2 separate regions of the Homo sapiens genome follow, and region 2 is linked to region 1. Evidence: chromatin contacts called from ENCODE Hi-C or POLR2A ChIA-PET data. All regions are on one chromosome and are shown on one strand. Each heading gives the region's core, a stretch centred on a gene start or an enhancer-like site at or near the end of the contact. The rest is flanking DNA. Distances are from core to core; before and after follow the strand shown. Region 1 overlaps ETS1 (ETS proto-oncogene 1, transcription factor). Region 2 has its middle 37 kb from the start of KCNJ1.

Region 1 (7,835 bases), core at 3,929-6,428:
GAAATATGAGGAGACTGCCTGGGAAGGTGCCTGCCCAGCGTTGACCTCCTTCTGTTTGGAAGAAAACTCCTGTGTTCTCCTCTCAGCAGAGCACAGGTGACAAGAGTGAGAACTTGTGGTTGAAATGGAAATGAGGAAGGAGTAGAAGGAAAAAGTGAAGTTCAACCTGACCCTGTTCACTTGCTGTGAGGATGTCCTTGTCACAGGCAGGCAACTCCCAGATCTGGAAAATGAGAAGAATGATACTGACAAATCGGGAAATGGAAGGGATTTCCATCAAGAGCATGTTACTAACACCTTGTCCTAGCCCATTGCTATATATGTATTTATGCTGCTCAGTTCTCAGCCTCAGGGCAAGGGACCAGAATAGCAGGGGATTTTTAATAACCAGCTCCTCATTGAGACAGATAGTGGGCCTTGCAGCTCCCAGACAAGGAAATATGACCCAAATGAGCAGTAATTTACTTGAAGCTTTACTTTTTTTAAAAAGTGAGATTGTTGCCTTAGATTTGAGGAGCCTTGGGGGTCCCCTTAGGGGGTGAACATCCTTGGTGTGATTTGCTTTGTAGGCTTGGGAGCTCTCCAAGTTCCTACCTGGTATTTCTTCTTCAGAGCTTGTAGCACGTTCTTCAAATCAGACCTGTCAGTGTGTAGTAAGAACTGTCCTCTTCTCCAGAGGCTGAGAAGAACAAAGCAGTAGAAGGAAATTCCCCTGCAGCCGCCTGAGAGGGAGGGTGGAGAGGGAGCAGACAGCAGGGGGTGTGGAGGCTCCGTGCCATGGGAGATGGGTGTGTGGAGTGTGTGTGTGGTGCTCTCCCGCCCGCATGGCTCTGGAAAGAGACCTCCTTCTAACAGGGACCCCTCTGTTGTTGTGGCTCAGAGCTTCGACTTGAGAAGCATACTTTCCCAGTGATGCCACTGGATTCCTGATGTGTGACACTCCCGGGCAGCATCGTGAAGGGTGCTGTTGACTGCCTTGGAGATCCCAGACAGGGACACCATTATGAGTCACATTGAACATGTGAGCTCCCCTTCCCATGACTGGCGCTATTATTAGTACCGTTTTCTGCTCTAGGGGACAAAGGTCACTGAGACCACAGTCCATTTGGGTAGGTGGAAGAGGCTGGGCACAGGGATAAGGGGGAGTTGCAGGGGGAATGGAGGAAGAGGCTTTACAAGTTTAGGATATGTTGGAGCAAGGGCAAGGGATGGGGTCCTGGAGCCCTGTGGATTTGGGCAGACCTCCGCTAAGCACACAGAAACACCCTCTAGAAGAGTCGTAACTGGGAGTGCTGGACTCATTCATTGTCTGCACCAATCTTGGGTGTGAGAACTTCTGATGGGCCTGGATGTGGGTGTCGCTGGTGGATCTGTGTAGCCAGTGTGCCTTCCAACCCCAGAGCTGCCTCTAAGCTTTGGGTTTCCAAGTGGCCCTGAAGTCCCCTCCCAGACCTGAAGTGAGGGTGATGCATTGCTGTGGAGACAGGCTCCTGTATTAGACCATCCACGGGCCCAGCCAGGAACTGCGCCCACCCTGGCCCAGTGTTTCTGGCTGGAAGAACATTTCCATGTCTTTCCTAGTTCTCTTGCTCCCCACAACAAAAAGGCAGTTTAGGAGTCAGCAAAAAGGTGCTAGAGGGGACGCTTCAGCGGCCATCATGAACTCCTCTCACTTGGTACAAAAATGTGGGCTTTCTGAAGGGTGAGCCCTGTGTGCACCAGTTAGGCTGGAGTGCGCCTGTGGGGTTTCTCTACAGGAATCGGGGGAGGGAGCCAGGAACTGACATCTCTGTTATGTTGACTGTCCTATTATGAAGCCAACGGGAGAGATTTCTTCCCATTCATATTCCCATTATTTCTTTAGGTATCTGCTTTTCCTATCTATCCTCCCTCTTTCCTTGGGTGTAAACAGAAAAAAAAAAGAGTTAGAGAGCTCTGCACCTAGGACTTGGGCTTCTAGGGCCTGAATTTAATTTTTTTTTCTTTCATTCCTTTTGAACAAAGGAAAAGTCACAATGAGGACAAAAGTCCTCTGACGAGTACTCACCCTGTCCCAGACTCACCGGGTCCCGTATGCTGACATCACAGAGAAAGGGCAGGGCAGGGCATCTACAGCCTATGACTGCTTGACATTTCAGTTTGGAAAATGCACTGGTAGAAAAGGAAAACTAACCATTCCGTCAGAGGGTTCGTCCTCTGGGAGCTGGTGCAAACCACGGGAATTGAAGGTCCCTTCTCTGCATTGTGGCTGCCAAGTCCCAAGGGCAGGAGACTGCAGTGTGCTCCTGGGCCCTGTTCTCCAGCACCAGCAGATGTGCTGACAGCTCCCTGCCAAAGACTCATCCGGGGGAAGGATCTCGATCTTCCCATCCCTTTCCTCGGCTTGGTGTCATGAGACCCCGTGCCCCAAAGAGATTTTCAGATAGTGGGAGAGAGGTTCAAAGGTGAACATTGGGAAGGAGAAACAATGAAGTAATGTAACATAATGGCTACCACAAGAGGATGCTGGAAATATCTCCTGTGGAGGTGGATGCCATGGCGGGGCCTGGCACGGCCACTGGTGGTCGGATGACTGGGAGAACCACTGGCTATCCCGTGTCCTGCAACTGCTGTGAGAAGTAGGGGAGAGAGTTTTTCAAGTCAGGTCCCCTTATCCCTTGGAACATTGCACTCAGTCAGGCAGTTTAGATGCCAGGCCTTTGGCCTGGTCCTGTCCAGGGGCAACGTAGCATTGAGATGAAGAACCTGGGGATGGGCTGCATGGGTTCCAGTCCCGGCTACTCCACTGCTGATCTAAATGGCCTTGCAGTGTGTCAGTTTTCTCTGCTGTGAAGTGGTAGAAACAAATAGCACAACAGTTGCATCCACCCCACAGAATTATTGGGAGGAATGAAGGAAACGAGTGTAGAGCGTCACTCACAGTGTCTGCGGCGTAGTAGGTGCACCGTCAAGCATAGCACTCATTAGTTTTTCTCTGTCAGGGTCTAAGGCAACCCCCTCTCCTCCGAGGCTTCTTTTACATAGCTTTGGGATAGAATGGTTTTCTTCATGTCTCTCTTCAGTCTCTATAGTTATCGTGAGTTTCTCCAAGAAACCTATTCTGTGACCAGGGCTCTGGCAGCTGCATTTCTTGAGAGCGATTTGCTGTTTTACTTCTTTGTGCCTGTTAGGATGGCTTCTCAGTGGATTCCTCTGAGAATGTCACGGTTAGTTTTGTGAGCCCAGGCAGAAAACAAGTAGCTCATGACTTTAGGCAACTCCCAAGAAACCTGCAAATGTCCCTGAGTTGAATACGAAACGGTTTTTATTGAATGAAAGTAGAAACAGAGGAAGCTACGGCTTTACCAGTGCGGCCCTCTGGGCTGTTGTTCGAATGTTACTTTATTTTATAGGCATTCACTGAGCCATTTTATTGTGGAATACATGTAAGGTATTTCTTGCAAGATAGTTTTAAAGAGCTAATGGTCCATTCTCAGAAAGAGGAGGTAGAGCTATTTCATGTTTTCATATTTAGCGTGGCAAGTGCTGAGAGGAGCCTTGGAAACCACCATTAGGAAGTTGTTACTGGAGGAGGACTTCCTTTGGCTGTGGGATGATAGCTCGTGTCAGTAGCTGTTTCTTTACTTCATTGGAGGTTGCCCTGGTCCTTTGAGTCTAAAGGCCTGGGTACTAGACCCAGAACCACCATTTCGCTAACCGTGGCTCAGAGCAAAGTCACAGTACTTTGCTGAGCACTTTTTCTGCACCATTAGAAAGGAAGCCGTAAGACCACTTGTGCCTCTCCTTACAGCAGAGGGTTGGGTGTGGATTTTAGGAGCAAGCACAACGATGCATGTGAAAATGTCTTGTAGAAATATGAGATACAACAAGACATTACCCTTATGGATTATGAAGGCAATTTCTTTTTTAGATTGAGAGGGAACTTAAAGTTTGTTTCCTGTTAAATCTCAGTTTACTTTGGATCAGACAAATTTGCAACTCCGGTGAAAAATTAGAGCCTTAGTGAGCAAAGCTTTCCTGTAGGAGCTGGTGCTTCCTGGGCTGTATCCAGAGACATGGACTGGGTCTTTCCCAGTCCCGCTCTGCCCAGTTTGTTTATGTTATAAGGGGCAGTGTAACAAGAAGCATGGACTTTTGAACCCCTATTTGTCTCTCCACCGACACCTATAAATTAAGAATCACTGGTGGCATTGTCATTTCAGATGAGAAAAGTATCCTCAAAGGAAATCGGTGTGATATAAACCTTTTAGCATAGAATAAATTGACTGTCAGAGTGTTGATGGCTAAGACAGAGAAGTGTGTGTGTGTGTGTGTGTGTGTGTGTGTGTGTGTGTGTGTCTAATTTAGAATATACTGAACCTATGCAGAATTTCTGACAGTCCTCATCTGACCCCTGAGGATTTTCTGGGTGGCACGTTAATTCCTCAAATAGTAATGATGCTTTTTTTTTTTTTTCCTTTGGGTGCTTTCCTGTAAGTGGACTGGAAGGGCAGGGTGGTGGCAGTGGAGAGAAATATTATGACTGAACAGATATTTAACATCTATTTCCTTGTAAGAGGGCCGGAGGATAGTGATCCTTCTTACTCACAAATCAGGGGCCACAGGCTCCCTACTACAGAGCAGTGCTTATGAGCCATAACTTGTGTTTGGAACTGGCAAAGACATTCATTCCTTCGTTAATATGTTTCTTACTTCTGAAGGCAAAAATAATGACTTAGTTTTTGCAGGTGTAAAAGATTATGCTGCCTTAGAATATCCCAGAGGATAGGCACAGTGTTCTCTTTCTAGAATTTGTTTAGCAATAAAAATGAACCGATCCTTAAGTTAATCAAAATAAAGCACTTGACACATTTTCTTCCATGCTTTTGTTTTATAGGGAGGCCTTTGTCTTTTCTATCTGTTCGAGCTCATAACACTTCCTCCGACATGTGCACTGTCTGTTGCCTTCATTTTCTCCTGGCTGGATGGGCTGAGAGAAGAGGGATGTGGGAGTGCCGTGTGTGGGGATTAGCTGCGTAGAGTGCTGAATATCTGGTGTAATGATTCACAATGGCTTGTGTTTCTAGGCAGTGGACCAATCCAGCTATGGCAGTTTCTTCTGGAATTACTCACTGATAAATCCTGTCAGTCTTTTATCAGCTGGACAGGAGATGGCTGGGAATTCAAACTTTCTGACCCAGATGAGGTAAGGAAGGAGGGGCTTGCGAGTACTGTGTTGAGGAAGGATGAGAGAAAACTCCTGGAAGGGGTGGCGTGGGCCTGAATGACGTGTTCCAGGATTGGGATTCCCAGCTCTGCCACTTGCCACCCGGAGCAAGCTAGGTAGCCTGTCTGAGCTCCAGGTTCATTATTTGGAAAATAGAGAAAAGATCTATGTTACCCCATTTGTCTTACAGGATTAGCTGATAGAAGGCATTAACGTGCCTGGCAGTAGGTCAGTTATCACCCATAGAGCTGCCTCCTGTGACTTAGCCTCTTCCTAGCCCGGTGGCTCTGTGAGTGTGAAAGGGGCCAGACAGTTCAAGAGGCCTTGGGAGATTGGCTCATTAGTTTCTTATTTCATTACACACATGTTTATGGAGTAGTGGTTCCGTGCCATGCCCAATTCTGAGGATAAAAAACAATGAACAGGAGAGACAACATCTTTGTTCTGGCAGACATGAGAAAATATTTGTGCCCTGGTATGGAAAAAAAACACTTCCTGTTGATGAAAGGCAGGTATGATTGCAGCTCAGCTCCTCCGCTTCACACTTCCCTGTTAGATTTCATGCTTGCAAAGCAAGGAGATTTTACTAATAATATGCGGAAAGAGGAGAATGTATAGTGTGGCTTTTTGTTTGTTTTTTAAAGTCACATATTTAATCCTAGTTCAGGGTCACTGTGTTTTCATCAACTTAAAGAATCATTGTGACTCCCATCCTTGCCCAACCCATGAAAAATGGAATTCAGGAGATAGGCCCGAAAAATATTTTCTATATCTACATGAATCTCAAATCATCTTACTTGAGCATCATGGGTCACCATGAATGGGTATAGCATAGGCATAGAAACATATATATTTGGCCTGTCTTGTAGATTTTTGCCTACTCCTCCTTTATTTTTCTTTTTAAATTTCAGGTGGCCAGGAGATGGGGAAAGAGGAAAAACAAACCTAAGATGAATTATGAGAAACTGAGCCGTGGCCTACGCTACTATTACGACAAAAACATCATCCACAAGACAGCGGGGAAACGCTACGTGTACCGCTTTGTGTGTGACCTGCAGAGCCTGCTGGGGTACACCCCTGAGGAGCTGCACGCCATGCTGGACGTCAAGCCAGATGCCGACGAGTGATGGCACTGAAGGGGCTGGGGAAACCCTGCTGAGACCTTCCAAGGACAGCCGTGTTGGTTGGACTCTGAATTTTGAATTGTTATTCTATTTTTTATTTTCCAGAACTCATTTTTTACCTTCAGGGGTGGGAGCTAAGTCAGTTGCAGCTGTAATCAATTGTGCGCAGTTGGGAAAGGAAAGCCAGGACTTGTGGGGTGGGTGGGACCAGAAATTCTTGAGCAAATTTTCAGGAGAGGGAGAAGGGCCTTCTCAGAAGCTTGAAGGCTCTGGCTTAACAGAGAAAGAGACTAATGTGTCCAATCATTTTTAAAAATCATCCATGAAAAAGTGTCTTGAGTTGTGGACCCATTAGCAAGTGACATTGTCACATCAGAACTCATGAAACTGATGTAAGGCAATTAATTTGCTTCTGTTTTTAGGTCTGGGAGGGCAAAAAAGAGGTGGGTGGGATGAAACATGTTTTGGGGGGGGATGCACTGAAAATCTGAGAACTATTTACCTATCACTCTAGTTTTGAAGCAAAGATGGACTTCAGTGGGGAGGGGCCAAAACCGTTGTTGTGTTAAAATTTATTTTATTAAATTTTGTGCCAGTATTTTTTTTCTTAAAAATCGTCTTAAGCTCTAAGGTGGTCTCAGTATTGCAATATCATGTAAGTTTGTTTTTATTTGCCGGCTGAGGATTCTGTCACAATGAAAGAAAACTGTTTATATAGACCCCATTGGAAAAGCAAAACGCTCTCACTGAGATCAGGGATCCCAAATTCATGGGACTTATATAAGAAGGACAATTAATGCTGATTTGGGTACAGGGGAATTATGTGTGTGAATGTCATCTACAATTAAAAAAAATTAGCACATCCCTTTACTTACTTGTTATCAGTGGATTCTCGGGGTTTGGACTTAATGTTGAGCTAAGAAGCATTAAGTCTTTGAACTGAATGTATTTTGCATCCCTGGTTTTGGACGACAGTAAACGTAGGAGCACTGTTGAAGTCCTGGAAGGGAGATCGAAGGAGGAAGATTGACTTGGTTCTTTCTTAGTCCTATATCTGTAGCATAGATGACTTGGAATAAAAGCTGTATGCATGGGCATTACCCCTCAGGTCCTAAGAAATAAGTCCTGAATGCATGTCGTTCCAAACTAACACTCTGTAATTTTTCTTTTATGTCTTATTTTCCAAGAGTCCTCCATTTTTTGCACCCCCTCACCGCCAACTCTGTTATTCAGTAGAGAGAAGTGTACGGCTTTCTGATTGGTGAGTGAAAAAGTAACTTGAGACACGACCTAAGTTGAAGAGTTTAGACTTGCTGAGTTTTAGAAGTGATGGAAATTAAGAGAGCATTTCAATAAAATGTGACTTGGCTGTCTTTGGAAGAGAAGTGCAAGGCTTTCCTTTGAAGAATTTAAATTAGTCCGGTAGGATGTCAGGTGAGACTGTGTATGCAAAATGAATGGCACAGGTGATGCCAGGGCCTCTTGCTTGGGTCTGATGTCTTGGC
Region 2 (7,835 bases), core at 1,425-3,924, 370 kb before region 1:
ATTTCTTTTATGAATTATGCAAGGAATTTATATAATTTCAAAACCACAGAACAGGGTTTAGAAAACATGCTTCCATTCCTGTGCCCTCCACTCTATTTCTTCCCGTTCTATAAAGGGTAAGCATCTTTATTATGTTGTATCCTGTGGCGGTTTCTTTGTGAAAGATGTAAGCAATGCATATGTGACATGTTAGTATTTACATGCTGCTCCATTCTTACACAAAAGGTAACACTCTAGAAACACCATTCTGCAGGGTTTTCTTCACCTAATAGAATGTTCTGCAGATCACTGTGTAGGGATAAGTGCTGATAATACCAACATCTATGCGACACCCTCCCTCACCTTCGTGGGTGCTCTTGCAGTAGTTGCTGGGATCTTGCTCCAGAGGCCCCTGCTGTGCAGTTTTGAGCCTGAGAGATGGTGGCCTTTTCTGTTTTGCCTTCCTGAAAGCTTCCCTCTCTTTGCAGGGTGACTCTAGGGCTGATTCTGCCTACCCTGCTGGGGAATAAGCTGGGCTCTCAACCGGGCTCCCAGTGGGAGAGAGTCTGCCCAGGACCAACAGCTCTTTGAGGATCAAACCTCCCTGGAATTTTGGCTGGGTAGAAAATCAGAAGTATCCTCAAGAGAGACATCCCACTCCAGTACATGGGGTGGGGGCTTGGCTGGAGAGGGGGGATTCAATTCCCAGAGCATTCTGGATAACCCCTTTTTGATTAGAATCCTCTGACCCTTTGGGGTTAGGGTCATGGAGCTCACCATTGTGTGGAAAATTTTGTGCGCAAGTATATTAAAATGGAAATGAAGTTAATTAATGAAATGAATAAAGGCTACAAACTAAGTATGAAAAAAGTGCTTGAAGGAGGCAGGGGAAGGCTTCTAGGAGGAGAAGGCAGTTGATCTAGGTTCGAAGTGTGGTTACGACTTGACAGAGGGAAAGGCGAAGGGTAGAGAGGTGTGACCAGGTGGGCACATGTTCCAGACGGACGGAGCCACAGGAGCGTGAATGTGTCTGGGGGCTCTGGGAAGTGCCGTGCAGTTTTACATGGCCACAGCATGGCCACGTGGAAGGAATGGTCCAAAGAGGCAGAAGTTTGGTGCCAAGCCGACTTGAGTTTGAGTCCTGGCTTGATCAGTCAAACCACCAGAGTCTTTGAGGGGGCATGGGATGATTAAACAAGTATTTTGGGACTATATCTCTTGTGTTGGCATGAGGGACAGATTAGAGAATTAGAGGCAGAAACTAACTTTTGAGGGAGGCAGAGAAAGTGTCGTCATTTCCATTTTTCAGGATGGGAAACTGAGTCTCAGAGACCCTATGACTTGCCCAGGTCATGTAGCTGTGAAGTGGGGAAGCAGGGGTCAGAAGCCAGGGTGCCTGCCTGCTAGTTAGCCCAGCGTTCTTTCCTGTGCCTCTCCCCTTTCCTGGAGCCACCCACAAACTTTGTGCCTGGCAGTCACTGTTCCTGAAGGAAAATGCACCTGGAAGGTGGTAGCCAGGATCAGAAAGGCAGGTGAGTCTGGGAATGGATAAAGCCCTGCACCCTTGCACTGCTTCTTTTGGGAACACAGAGGCCACGTGTATCTACAGTTGCACTTAGCATCTGAGGAAGCTGGGAAGCCCTCACTGGAAGGGAAGACACGGAGGCACCTTCATCTACACCAACAAAGTGAAAGTAAGCAATCACTAATGAGTGGGCTGTTGAGGCCACCAGCAAAGTTGTTTTTAGTTGAACTAAAAATGGCAAGTAGAGACCACAATTATCCCTATGGTTATCTCAGTTCCCCACATCAATGGCCAGATGCAACCTGAACCTGTGATAGCCTCGGAAAAACACAGCCTGATGAAGCATAAAAGAAAAAAGTAGGCAAGGAAGGAGGAGGGATGAAGGCAAGAAATAAGGTGCAAGGTTCAGGGGCTTTGAAGACAGACAGATTTGGGTCAAATCCCAGATTTCCCACTTATTGGCTGTGTTTAGCTTGAACAAATTCTTAGCCTTTCTGAGTCTTTTTTCCAGTTGTGAACAACAATAATACCTACCTTAAAGGGATAGTGTACAGATATAGTATGAAATAATATTTAACAAAACACTATGTAAAGAACCTAGCACTGTGTCTGATATAGGCTCCCAATAAGCGGTAGTTTGAGTGATGATGATTATTCTGCCGATGATGGGCAAGGCCAAGGCAGGGTGGGTCTGGCTGATGAGCGGGGGTCCCATGCTGTGCCCTCGTTTCCTCTGTCCTGGGCCTCATCGTTTCCCAGCCTACATTCCTGGCCTTGCTTTCCATTTCCAGGCTTGATTTTAACCTGAGACACAGTAGCTCACCTTCCTCCCTGTGCCTGCCTCCGAGGTGAACTCACAGAATCCTAGAAGCTTAGCGGTGAGAGGGACCTAGGCAAAGCCTGACCCTACCCTGTTATTTCATAAGTGGAGAAACTTAGGGTCCCTAAGTTTCTGCAGGGGGGCCTGTTCAAGAGGAATAATGTGTCTTACCCAGCTTCAGAAAGAGTCGATTGCTGACCCATCCTGTGCTTCAGATTTCCCCCTGGGTGGAAGTGAAGACAGGGGAGGGTAGGGGTCGAGGGGGGATCCTACTAGAATGGGCAATCCTGAACTAACCTGCACTTTGTTGGCGAGGTGTGCTTTGGCCAGCAGGTGGCGCCATATACTTCCAGATCGCAAAAGTGAAACTGACCTGGTTGAAAAGTAGTCTGCCTCTGACGGTTAAGAGGGCTTGGCTATACCCAGAAAGCTCTTAATAATGCTTAGAATATTTAACAGAGATATATAAAATATTGGGCCTTCTAGTCATTGCTGGGGTGATAAAATGACCGTGAAAGACATAAAAAAATTTAAATTGTGATTTAAATATAGAAGTTTATCATTCTAGAGAGATTAGACTGGCTCGAAGAGGAAGTTGTTACCATGTGTTAGAGTCTATGAGATTCCATGTGCTTTACATTTTCCTGACAATAAAGCTGACATAATACCATGACTCCCATTTTACAGATGAGAAGTCTGAGGCCCAGAGAGGTTAAGATGCATGCTCATGGTCCATACACGGCTAGTCAGGGCAGAGCTGCTATGTATCTATATATTCAACATTTATACAGGGTTTATTATGAGCAGACATTATTTTAAGTGCTTTATAAGTATCTACTCATTTAATCCCAGTAACAACTGTAGATAGCAGAACAGGCACTTTTGAAAGCACAGGTTAGTCTGGGTCAAAATTCATGGGCTTTCCCAGGAACAGGCCAGCTCCTGTCTCCCGGAGGCCTGAGTCCAAATTCTTTTTCAGTTGCTTTCATATGAATTTGGTAACTCGCTTACCCTCTCTGAGTTGTGGGTTTCTCATTCGTAAGCTGATGATAATGAAACCAACCCCATGTGGCTGTTGAGAAGATCAATTAGTAGAACACATGACACAGAATTAACCACAAAGTCATATTCCTTGTTAAGGGATTATTTTTACCACAGACACCTAATAGATGAATTCACATAAACGCATGTTTGTTGCAGGATTATGTGTAGGGGTGAAAAGCCTAAGTGTACTATGACAGGGAAATCAGTTAATGCAGTGTGAAATGCTACGCTATTTTTTTTTTTTTTGAGATGGAATCTCCCTCCTGTCGCCCAGGCTGGAGAGCAGTGACGCGATCTCAGCTCACTGCAACCTCCACCTCCCGGGTTCAAGTGATTCTCCTGCCTCAGCCTCCTGAGTAGCTGGGATTACAGGCATGCGCCAACACTCTTGGCTAATTTTTTGCATTTTTAGTAGAGATGGTGTTTCACCATGTTGGTCAGGCTGGTCTCAAACTCCTGACCTCGTGATCCATCCGCCTCGGTCTCCCAAAGTGCTGGGATTACAGGCGTGAGCCACCGCGCCCAGCCTGCTATTTTAAACAAATATTTGGGCACTGAACAATGTCCTACAGACACATTTAGAAAATAAAATACACTAGGAGCTCCATGGAGCTCATATTCTTGGGGCAGCTGACAGGGCACACCAATGTCAGAGGGGAGAATTGGCACAAGGCATCCTTACCTAGTGTGAGGCACCGAGGAGAGAGAGCTTCTCTGAGAAAAAGACATGGAAGTGAAATGTGAAGCAAAAGGAAGAGTTAGTCAAATGATGGGTGGAGGGGAGTCCAGGAAGAGGAAATGTGTCCAAGGTTCAGGATGTGAGAGCACAACACTCCATACACCACATCTTAAAAATAAGGAATGATTTTAGACAATGTCCTCAAAACATCAAATGAAAGAAGTGTGTACCAGAAATTATAAACATTTTTTTAGCTAAAAAAGGTTTTAAGTGTGAAATGTTTTTTAAAATGTAGAATTTTGTTGCATATATATGTGCATATACGTGTACCCAAAAAGACTCAGAAGTAAACATAAATGCATTCTTTCACTTATTCACTCACTCTATCATTCACTCATCAAATGTGTTTTGAGAGCCTGTGGCACTGGGGCCTGCTGAGGCCCCTGGGATAGAACAACAAAGACAGTCCAGGGCCCACCTTCATGGACTGACTTCCTAGAGGAGGGAGACAGAAAATAAGCAATGCATGCATACATTTAAAATAATTTCAAACAGGCTGGGCGCGCTGGCTCATGCCTATAATCCAAGCACTTTGGGAGGCCCAGGTAGGAGGATCACTTGAGCCCAGGAGTTTGAGACCAGCCTGGCAACATAGCGAGACTCCATCTCTACAAAAAAAAAAAAATGGAAAAAATAGTCTGGCATGGTAGCACACACCTGTAGTCCTACCTTGAGAGACTGAGGTGGGCGGATCATTTGGACCCCAAAAGTTTGAGACCAGCCTGGGCAACATGGTGAAACCCCGTCTCTACAAAGAGTACAAAAATTAGCCAGGCATGGTGGTGCACACTTGCAGTACCAGCTACTCAAGAGGCTGGGGTGGGAGAATCACCTGAGTCTAGGAGGTGGAAGCTGCAGTGAGCTGTGATCACACCACTGCACTCCAGCCTGGGTGACAGAGCCAGACTCTATGTCAAAAAAAAAAAAGATAAAATAAAATTCAAATAGCGATACAAGAAAATACACAAGGGTGATGACGTGGAGAACAACTCACAGGGAGGGTGTTTCCTCAGACCAAGTGGTGAGGGGAGGCCTCCCTGAGGAGGAGCCACCGAGGGCCAAGCCATAGGAAGAAGGACCTAGTCATGCAGACTTGGGTGGAGAATATTCTAGGCCAGTGGCCTTCAATCTCGGACACACATTGGCATCATCCGAGAGCCTCAGAAACTACTGCTGCTTGCCATTCCTCAACCTTTGAGTCTGCCTTATTGGCTGTAGGGGGACAATCTGGGCATTGGGATTGTCACAGGAATTTTCCTAAGCTCTCCTGGTGACTCTGAGAATGCTGACCCCTGAGAACCCCGGGTCTAGTGGAAGTGACTCACAGCATGATCTGATCAGCTTTGGGTGGGAGCATACTAGTCATCAAATAACAGAGACTGATGTCCAGGTCTTTGAAAACCCCCAGGGCACCAGAAAATCCTGACTCCAGAGGTCGGCAGAGGGGCCCGGGGATTCTGTTTTCATAACACGTGCTCTCAGGTGACTGTATCCACTGCTAGGCCCAACAGATATCCTCTGCTAGGACAAATGAGAAACCCACAACTCAGATGACCAGTATGACCACTATGCTCCCACCCGAAGCTGACCGGATCATGCTGTGAATCACTTCCACTAGACCCGGGGTTTCTAATACTTCTAATATTTCTAATATTCTGAATTTTACAGATTTTCTATCATGACAATACATTTCTTTTATCATAATTTTTGACAAAAGGTAATTGTGAGGACATTGTAGTGGAGCTAGATGGAATTCTGGGCCTGGATTAGATCTGGTAAATTTGAATTCCAGTAAATAGCAGTGCAATCTGGGAAGAAGATGTTACCTTTCTGGGTCTCTGGTTCTCTCATCTCTAAAATGAATCCTATCATCCTACAACTCCACGAACTGGAGCTGCAGGTGAGGAAGAACAGACGGCAGCCTGAACAATGAGCCACCTGACTCCATGCAAGGGGAGTTTCCAAATAGCAGCCACCTCCGAACCTCCAAGCTCCGCAGGATCTTAGCTTTTGTTTTTTAACTAGTTTTCATGTGAACTCAATTTCTGGGGTTTTCTTATGGTAGGCTCTGAATGAAACACAAAAAAGTAAAGCACAGTCTTCTCTTTGCCCCATTTCTCTCAAGTTGACCCTGCTTTCCACACCCATTTCTCCACGCCCATTACAGCACTGCCACCGCACCTCCAAGGCCCTGGGTGGAATCGGCTCAGGCCAGCTGGCAAGAATGCTGTCTCTGTGGCCTCTGAGTTTTGCCAATACTCTATGTCCACTTCCCAGAATCATTCTCTTGCCTTTTCCACTTTCCCCTCGGAGAACACAAGCGTGGGCAGTAAGGCTCTCTCCTTCTACCTGGTCACCCACACTCTTGAGGCCTCTGTTGCAAAGTGAAGAGGAAGGAAAGACCGACTGTGCTTTTGTTTCTTGTTCAGCTTCCTGATTTCATTCTGGCCCTGCCTTTGACCAGGGCCATCCCTGAGCTACTTGGTCATGATTTCTGCTAAGCAAGAGGGCAGTGACTAACTAGGAAGCAGTGCAGTGTGGTGGGGAAGGCCCCTGGATCCAGAATCCTCTCCTGGCTCTGTCCCCAAGGAGCTGTCACTTCAGTTTTGTGGCCCCTAGGGGGTGGGACCATTCCTGTAAAGAGCTGATGGGTGCATCTTTTCCTAGCTCTGGATTCAGTGTCATGCTGGCACCCTGACACCAGTGGTGGCGGAAAGCTTATGTCTTGGGAATCGGCAAATGTGATCACTCAGGGCCTACTGTATTAGTCTGTTCTCATGATGCTAATAAAGACATACCCAAGACGGAGTAATTTATAAAGGAAAGAGGTTTAGTTGACTCACAGTTCAGCATGGCTGGGGAGGCCTCAGGAAACTTACAATCATGGCAGAAGGGGAAGCAAACATATTCTTCTTCACAGGGTGGCACAAGGAGAACTGCCAAGCCAAGGGGGAAAAGCTCCTTGTAAAACCATCAGATCTCGTGAGAACTCACTCACTATCATAGAACAGCATGAGGGTAACCGTCCCCATGATTCAATTACCTCCTACCAGGTCCCTCCCACGATATGTGGGGATTACGGGAACTACAATTCAAGATGAGATTTGGGTGGGGACACAGCCAAACTGTATCACCCATGTTTGCCCCCCCTCAGGGGCCAGCTGCTAACATTTACCAGCTCACCACTGAGGGTATCTTTCGGGCCTAGCAGGGGATATCCGTTGGGCCCAGCAGTGGATACAATCCCTGGGCCCCTCTGCTGACCCCTGGAGTCAGGATTTTCTGGTGCCCTGGGGGTTTCCAAAGACCTGGACATCGGTCTCTGTTATTTTGTTTTGTTTTCTGGTTTTTTGGTGCTTCTTTGAGTGGGCCTCTTGCTCCATAGCCCAGGCTGACATGCAATGTGGCATGATCATAATTCATTGCAGCCTTGAACACCTGCCACAAGTGATCCTCCTGCCTCAGCCTCTCAAAGCATTGGGATTCCAGGTGTAAGCCAGCACATCTAGCTGGACTCTGGTTTTACAATAAGTGGTGGAACCGGTGGATTACATGCCCCTAAAGGTCACTTTTAGCTCTAAAATTATCTGCTTTTGGTTGCCACCCAATGTGTTCATAGGTTGGTGCAGGGACTGCCAGAACCTAGCTGCAAAGAGCAATCGTCTTCTGCAGAGCCATCTCTTCCTCACAACCCTAGGCCCTGCTCTGCCTGCTGAGGCTGCTGACAA

What was found. Hi-C counts contacts between places; a loop is a spot of excess contacts on that map. ChIA-PET counts read pairs that join two places held with the same protein, here RNA polymerase II (POLR2A). Pooled maps may share reads with other maps.
Region 2: a loop to region 1 is called in a pooled map, with 5 times the contacts of the local background. The contact joins two enhancer-like sites. A Hi-C loop is called at or near these places in 5 of 168 maps with a recorded cell type or tissue (B cell, OCI-LY7, heart left ventricle and 2 more), 30 of 37 single-sample maps with no recorded cell type and 14 of 50 pooled maps. POLR2A ChIA-PET finds 5 or more read pairs at or near these places in 2 of 52 experiments (activated B cell and activated CD4-positive, alpha-beta memory T cell).

Annotation. Positions count from the first base shown.
Region 1 is chr11:128,460,859-128,468,693 of GRCh38, reverse strand. It overlaps ETS1 (ETS proto-oncogene 1, transcription factor), which reads left to right. Exons shown (of 10, transcript NM_001143820.2): 9 at 5,067-5,185; 10 at 6,118-7,835. The coding sequence ends at 6,333. Among named protein-coding and RNA genes, the nearest start is that of MIR6090, 58 kb to the left of the region's middle. Within about 2 kb of position 5,178, at least 10 of the 41 ENCODE cell types and tissues checked have a DNase peak (open chromatin) inside an H3K27ac peak, as active enhancers do.
Region 2 is chr11:128,826,175-128,834,009 of GRCh38, reverse strand. No RefSeq gene overlaps it. Among named protein-coding and RNA genes, the nearest start is that of KCNJ1, 37 kb to the left of the region's middle. Within about 2 kb of position 2,674, at least 14 of the 41 ENCODE cell types and tissues checked have a DNase peak (open chromatin) inside an H3K27ac peak, as active enhancers do.